Regions from separate parts of the Homo sapiens genome. Here region 2 is linked to region 1. A link is an interaction called in ENCODE POLR2A ChIA-PET data of the cell type or tissue named here. Cell type or tissue: B cell. All regions are shown on one strand.

Evidence for each region. ChIA-PET counts read pairs that join two places held together with the same protein. Peaks named below come from ENCODE experiments on the same cell type or tissue, not always from the same donor. Only the 100,000 strongest peaks of a DNase experiment are listed, where the experiment ranks them.
Region 2: POLR2A ChIA-PET joins it to region 1 with 6 read pairs; 3 of 35 experiments call an interaction of 5 or more read pairs at or near these places.

The regions. Positions count from the first base shown.
Region 1 is chr15:40,524,584-40,528,583 of GRCh38, reverse strand. It overlaps a transcript of CCDC32 not described here. Among named protein-coding and RNA genes, the nearest start is that of CCDC32, 38 kb to the left of the region's middle. In B cell, no CTCF peak of the experiment used is centred here; no DNase peak of the experiment used is centred here.
Region 2 is chr15:40,648,373-40,652,372 of GRCh38, reverse strand. It overlaps KNL1 (kinetochore scaffold 1), which reads right to left. Exons shown (of 26, transcript NM_144508.5): 18 at 1,995-2,072; 19 at 1,790-1,829; 20 at 801-902; 21 at 268-368. Among named protein-coding and RNA genes, the nearest start is that of RAD51-AS1, 45 kb to the left of the region's middle. In B cell, no CTCF peak of the experiment used is centred here; a DNase peak (open chromatin) is centred at 2,342; H3K4me3 peaks cover 707 bases; H3K27ac peaks cover 974 bases.

The sequences.
Region 1 (4,000 bases):
GGGCCCTGGACTCTTTGCAGCCTCTACCTCATGCCCAACCAGGACAAGCCTTGAGCACAGGCAAAACAGATTCCACAGTCTGCATCCCATGGCAAAGAATTTCATGTCATTCCCTCCTCCACTCCTCCCTTGGTCTGGCCTTGCCTTGAGACCCAGTCCTGGCTCCACGCAAGCTCCAGGGTTAATGATGGCCTTGCCTCTGCTACTCTTCCCTTCACTCTCAGACTCCCCCACCCCCTGGGCTGTTACTTCTTAACTTTTTGATTTAGAGAAGTTAGTCTCTCTGGGCCTGTTTCCTCATCTGAAAAAATGAGATAATGACATTTACCTTAGAGGGTGGTGGTGAGGGAGAAAGAAGACCAAGTGTGTGAACGTACATGACTGACCGTGCAAGTGTTAGCCAAATCCGAATCTTCCCCATGAGAGCGGCCAGAGCTTCGCCTCTCTCAGTTTACACTTTAGAAGTGCCCTGTGCTGAAGGTTGTAAACTGCTCAGTCAGTATCGACCGCTGAGGCTGATTTCTGTTGAAAAGATTATTGCCCATTTTTATCTATCAAATTGACAAAATTACTGAAGATAGGCCACAGGGAGTAGGGGAAAGGGCCTTCTTGTACACTAGTAGTAGCGGAATGAATGGGTACAATCTTGATACCTGGTATCTTAGTCTGTTTTCTGTTGCTTATAACAGAATATCTAAAACTGAGCAATTTATAAAGAAAAGAAGTGTATTTCTTACTCTTATGGAGGCTGAGAAGTCCAAGGTCAAGGGGCTGTATCTGGTGAGAGCCTTCTTGCTGGTGGGAACTCTCTTCAGCGTCCCAAGGCAGAGCACAGCACCACATGGTGAGGGGGCTGAACGTGCTAATGTGCTAGCTCAGGTCTCTCTTCCTCTTCTTATAAAGCCACCAGCTCCCCTCCCACAGTAACCCATTAATCCACGAATTTATGAATGAAAGAACCCATCTGTGAGAAAGCAGAGCCCTCATTATCCAATCACCTCTTAAAGACCCCACTTCCCAATACTGCCACACTGGGAATTAAGTTTCAACAAGAGTTTTGGAGGGTACAAATATTCAAACCATAGCACCTATGTACAACAATTAAGAACATTCGGTGGGGTGCGGTGGCTCTCGCCTGTAATCCCAGCACCTTGGGAGGCCGAGGCAGGTGGATCGCTTGAGATCAGGAGTTCGAGATCAGCCTGGGCAACATGGTGAAACCCTATCTCTACTAAAAATACAAAAATTAGATAGGCATGGTGGCCCACATCTGTAGTCCCAGCTACTCGGAAGGCTGAGGCAGGAGAAATGCTTGAACCCGGGAGGCAGAGGTTGCAGTGAGCTGAGATCGTGCCACTGCACTCTAGCCTAGGTGACAGAGTGAGACAGTGTTACAAAAAAAAAAAGCAGTTCGAGACCAGCCTAGGCAACACAGTGAAAGCCTGTCTCTACTAAAAATACAAAAATCGGCCCAGCATGGTGGCCTGCACCTATAATCCCAGCTACTTGGAAGGCTGAGACGGGAGGATCATTTGAACCTGGGAGGCAGAGGTTGCAGTGAGCTGAGATCACATAACTGTACTCCTGTATCGGTGTACTGCTGCTCTGGCAAGACCCTGTCTCAAAAAAGAAAGTAAAATAAAAAATTCAGTATATTTACTTTATTATTATTATTTTTATGAGTCAGAGTCTCGCTTTATCACCCAGGCTGGAGTGCAGTGACGCTCACTGCAACCTCCACCTCCCAGGTTCAAGCGATTCTCCTGCCTCAGCATCCTGAGAAGCCAAGACTACAGGCACATGCCACCATGCCCAGCTAATTTTTGTATCTTTAGTAGAGATGGGTTTTTGCCATGTTAGCCAGGCTGGTCTTGAACTCCTGACCTTAGGTGATCTGCCCGCCTCGGCCTCCGAAAATGCTGGGATTACAGGTGTGAGCCACTGCGCCCAGCCAGCACATTTGTTCTAATTAAGCAGTTTCCCTTATAGGAGTCTATTAGAAATATTTACAAATGTGTACAAGGTCATATGACAAAGGCATTCACTGCAGCATTACTTGTAATGGAAAAGTATATGGAGACAATCTGAATGTCTAAAATTAGTTAAATTCTGGAGTTGTGAAACTGCCTTGCTATGGACTACCATGTGACTGTCAATAATAATGATGGAGATCATTATGTACTGATGTGGAAAGATTTTATGCTTTTAAGAAAAAACAGCAAGTTACAGTATTATTTTCAGTTATATAAAACAGTACCTGGCATACAGTAGCTAATCAATAAATATTTATTGAGCTGAAAGAGCATGAGCCCAGCCTGTTAAAAACAAATGACCCCCCAACACACACTTACAAACAAGCCCACATATTTTCATGAAAAAAAATGTTCTGGAAGGACAGTAACCACTGTCAATTGTGTTTATCCCTAGTGCATGAGCAGCTTTAACTTTCTCTGGCTCTGGTCTACACAGCCCACATTGTGTGAGGTGAGGCCGCAGTGGGCCCACACAGGCACCAGGCAGTTCACAGGTGTTGTTGCAGAGGTCTTTCGTCTGCACTCTCAGTGGGAAAGAACAGTAAAGCCCAACCACCCCAGCCACCATCCACGGTGACTTGCAGGTCATGGAGAGAAAAAAAAAAAAGGCCAAGGACAAAGATATGTAATTATTGACACTATTTTATTTATACCTAAGGAGAGACACCAAAGTATGAGCATCCAAGGGCCAGGGCATTGGGTGGACCAGACATTATGGGTGGGTGGCTTCTAAGGCTTGGAGAACCCAGGCCAGAGGCCACCCAGTATTCCCTGAGCACCTGTGGCTGAATCCTGAATGTCCTGGGTCTCTGCACTCAAAGCTTAAGGGAGAAACAAGGGGTGTCAGGCAGGGTCAGCTCTGAGGAGCAGGCGAGGTCCCAGTGGCCTGCCAGGGTGAGGTCAAAGGAGCTGAGGTCTGGGTAAGAGGACACTTCAGGTCAGTTACAGTGGCCTGAGAAGGACTGGTAGGCCTCCCTGAGGTCTTGGAAATAAGTCTAAAAGAGTGTGGCTTTAGAATATTTAGAAGGACTTTTTCAGAATTTAGGAGACATAACATAGTTTGGGGAGACTTTAGAGGAAGAGTGCTCAGCCATACATGGTGGCTCATGCCTGTAATCCCACCACTTTGGGAGGCTGAGGCGGGCGGATTACCTAAGGTCAGGAGTTTGAGACTAGCCTGGCCAACATAGTGAAACCCTGTCTCTACTAAAAATACAAAAATTGGCCGGGCGCAGTGGCTCACGCCTGTAATCCCACCAATTTGGGAGTCGAAGGTAAGTGGATCACGAGGTCAGGAGTTCGAGACCAGCCCGGCCAAGATGGTAAAACCCCATCTCAACTAAAAATACAACAAAATTAGCCAAGCACAGTGGCAGGCGCCTGTAATCCGAGCTACTCTGGAGGCTGAGGCAGAATTGCTTGAACCCGGGTGGCAGAGGTTGCGGTGAGTTGAGATTGTGCCACTGCACTCCAGCCTGGGCGACAGAGTGAGACTCCATCTCAAAAAAAAAAAAGAACAGCTTGGCTGGGCATGGTGACTCATGCCTGTAATCCCAGCACTTTGGGAAGCTGAGTGAGGGGAATGCTTGAGCCCCAGGAGTTGGGAGACCAGCCTGGGCAACATAGCGAGACTCTGCCTCTACAAAAAATTAAAAAATTAGCTGGGCATAGTGGCATAGGCCTGTAATCATAGCTACACAGGAGGCTGAGGCAGGAGGATTGCTTGACCCCAGGAGGTCGAGGCTGTAGAAAACCTGAGCAACAGAACAAGACCCAGTCTCCAAAAAAAAAAAAAAAAAAAAAAAAAAAAAGAAAGAAAAAGAACAGCTTGATGAATTTTTCCAAAGGTATACACACATGTAACCACCACCCCAATGAAGACAGAGCCTTTCCATCATTCCAGAAAGTTCTCTCATGCCTCTTTGCAGCCAATTGCCCCAACCCCCATAAGCCCCAGGCAACCACTG
Region 2 (4,000 bases), 120 kb before region 1:
ATGAGTAGCATGTTTATCCATTATTTGCAGAGCAAAATTTTTATTTAATGTAATTCAACAAAGGGCAACGTTCACTAATTCCATTTTTATTTTATTCTTTACAAAATAAAATAAAATTCTGCTATCAATAAAGTGACTGTTCTAAGACTTTCAGCAGTGCTCTCATCATGCCAATAGTTATCAGTATAGTAAAATAAAGATTTGAATCTTTAGTGAGTGTAGCCATTCATTTTTCTGTAAAAGAATTATCTCACTTTGGCTCCTTACCAACTGACTCTTCAAAGGTGATGGTGAGTTGTATCGTGTCATAAACAAAGGTGAATACAGCTTGATCATCACTCCACTCAACGACATCCCACTCAGACAAGCTGTAGAGAGATAAACAAGATTTTTAAAAAGCGTTTTTAAAATTAACATAAAAGAGAACTTCTGATACCACCCAAACAGTACCAACAGCAGCTGCTAATGTTTTTCCACTGGACTGGGAGAAAATATTTCAATTCATATATTGTGGATGTACAAACTTAAGCTTTTGAAATAACTAAGAACCCAATCTTGAGTTGTATATCAGAGAAACACCAAGTCTACGCAATGAAAAGTATAAAATATGGAAAAATTATAATTCCATAGTTCTTCTACTCTATTTCCAGCTTACTGTTGAGTACACTGACTCTTTTTGAAACAGCACTGTATAGGTTAAAAACAGCAACACATTAAAAATACATCAATTGCTCCAATCGGTTTAAACAACCACAAGGTACAGAATAAAACACAAACAAATGATGCCTGCATTTCCTTACCTCAACTGATCCAGTAGCTCTTCAGTTCTATTTCTTTGTTTTTGCATAAAGTCTATTTGAGCAAGGGTCTGCTCTTTTTGTACCTCCAGTTCTAAGAGATTTCTGCAAATAAAAGCAGGTATTCAGAGAGATAAGGTTTTTGTTAGAGAATTCACTCTATCAATATAAAAGGTTTATGATAAGAAGTCACATGCTACATGACTCCCCATTGAGGTAATAATGTTAGGTGTATGGCATCCATTTCTGCATTCTTAGTTTAGTTTTTTTTTTTTTTTTTATATAAGCATTAATCTAGAAGTGGGTCTACCTGGGAAAGGCATAAATCATTGTTTTTCAAATTAGGATCCATGAAGATATCCTTGGGATTCACATGTTAAGATAACTTTTAAATACTACATTTTTATTTTTGATAAAAAGCAAAAATATAAAAATATAAGCATAATGTAGATCATAAGATATACTTTAAAACTGAGACATGTCACAGTTTTTTTTTTTTTGCCTGTATTTGGTTTCGTTTAGTTGTTAGAGCTAAACAGAACATATCTTTGTTAATCATTTTGCTAGCATCAATTTAATTTCAGCCAAACACTATCACCTGTCAAATTAATGTTGTCAACTAGAATTTTAGTGGCTTTGTCATTATTTCTATTTACTTTCTTTTACACTTACAGTTGAATAAGATTCATAGGCCTAAGAAATATATACTTCATTTTATACTTGTTTATATTTACATTTATTAAACAAAAAGGATACTGGTAGTATTCAAGCTTGAGAAACACTGTTGTGGATAAATGCCCTGTAAACAATAAGTGCTTCAAAACTACTGTTGACTAAGATGGACTCTAGGTTTCCATTCAAAGTGGAGAAGCCCTGAGTCAGCCTCAATCAAGACTCATGTCCCCAAATCCTGTCAGTCTCTGGAGGCAGGAAGTCATCTAGCCTTCTGTGATTTAGCATTATATTTTCTAACACTTGGATTGAAGGCTGACCTTTGAAGCTCCTCTTCTTCAGTTTTCAGCTGTTCCAATTCTTTGGAAACAGAAAAAAAAAAAAAACAGAACAAACATATTAGAATGTTGCCACAAAAATCTGTTTTATTGAAAATTCTGACTTAATCTCACCAAAGTATATAAACAAACTCAGAACAGAAGGGCTTCCCCCACACCCATTTATCTCCTTAACTAATTCAATTACCTTTTTCTGCAGCTCTCATTTCAGAATCCCATTCTTCCACAGGATTGTTTTTCTCTTCATCCTCCAAATTCTTAGTTTCTAAAGTAGACAGTATTTGTTAGAATAATTCAGTGAAAAATAGTAAAAAAAGAAAACAAAGTAAGGAAAAAAAGAATAATTCAATCAAAAACAATTTATTAAACGACAGATTGTTTCTTTGGTAGTAGGAAGTTCAGAAGTTCTAGTCTGATGGTTTCTATTTTTTTTTTTTTTTCTGTGAAAGAGAAAGTAAGGTAGTCAACAAAGGGGTGAACTTTAGACTATGGAATTCATGTACTCATGGTCAATTCAGTGCAAAAAACATGTACTAGGCACTTACTCTGTATGAAATATAGTCCTAGGGACTCTGAAGGAGATGGAGAAAAAGAAGAGCTGATTCCTGCCTCCACAGAGCTTATAATTTAATCAGGAAGATAAACTATACAAAATAACTATAATACAAGTAGATGTGATGGGTAATATAAGAAGTACTAACAAAAGAGCCATGAGAGCTCAAGGAAAAGAGACTACTTTCTTTGGTGAAAAACAGAAAGAGAACGTAGTATGTAGTAGCAAAGACCAAAGTAGAAATGATCAGGCTAGTGGCATGTGCCTATAGTCCCAACTACTCAGGAGGCTGAGGAAGGAGGATTCCTTGAGCCCAGGAGTTTGAAGCTGCAGTGAGCTATGATCATGCCACTGCACCCCAGCCTGGGCAACAGAGTGAGACTCTGCCTCTCTTTTTTTTTTTTTAAATAAAAGAAAAAGGCAGGCGTAGTGGCTGATGCCTGTAATCCTAGCACTTTGGGAGGCTGAGATGGGCAGATCACTTGAGGCCAGGAGTTGAGACCAGCCTGGCCAAGATGGTGAAACACCATCTCTACTAAAAATACAAAAATTAGCTGGGGGTGGTGGTGCATGCCTGTAATCCCAGCTACTTGGGAGGCTGAGGCACAAGAATTGCTTGAATCCAGGAGGCAGAGGTTGCAGTGAGCAGAGATCATGCCACTGCACTCCAGCCTGGGTGACAGAGAGAGATTCTGTCTCAAAAAAGTGGCAGAACTGCATAAAAATAGCAATGTTTGGTTAGAATTTAAGAGGTGTATGGGAGTAGTAACAAATCATGTAAATCTGAAAACAACTGTAGAAGATATGAAATGTCAAGCTCAGAAGTTTGGACTTTTTTTTTTTCTTTAAGCCAACCACAGAGAAAGTTAAGTTTGGGCCAGGCGCAGTGGCTCACACCCGTAATCCCAGCACTTTGGGAGGCCGAGGCGGGCGGATCACCTGAGGTCGGGAGTTCGAGATCAGCCTGACCAACATGGAGAAACCCCGTCTCTACTAAAAATACAAAAAAAAAAAAATTAGCAGGGCCTGGTGGTGCATGCCTGTAATCCCAGCTACTCGGGAAGCTCAGGCAGGAAAATCGCTTGAATCTGGGAGGCGGAGGTTGCAGTGAGCAGAGATTGTGCCATTGACTCCAGCCTGGGTAACGACAGTGAAATACCATCTCAAAAAAAAAAAAAAAAAAGAAAGTTAAGTTTGGACTTTATAATAAATGGAAAGACAGAAGTTTTTCAGAGGAGTAACATTAATGAAAACTGTCTTTCATAATTATTAATCTGGCAGCAATGTGCAGGTTGGAATGGAAGAAGGTGGAATAATGGTAAGAATGTATAAAGATTAGTTAGAAGACTGAAATAGCACAGTTCAGAATTAAGGTGAGCCTTAATAGGAAAGGAAAATAAACACATGAGATGCTGAAGCTGCCGATGACAGGACTTGTTAAGAGAGCCTCAAAGACAATGAAAGTATTGAGCTTTTACAATGTATAAGAATTGTGACTGCTATACATAAAGATGAGAAACATCATAAGAGAGAACAAGTTTTTGAATTTTATTTTTGAGCTCGGAGAATATATTTAAATTTATTTATTTAGTTTGCTCTGTTGCACAGGCTGGAGTGCAGTGGTGTGATCTTGCCTCACT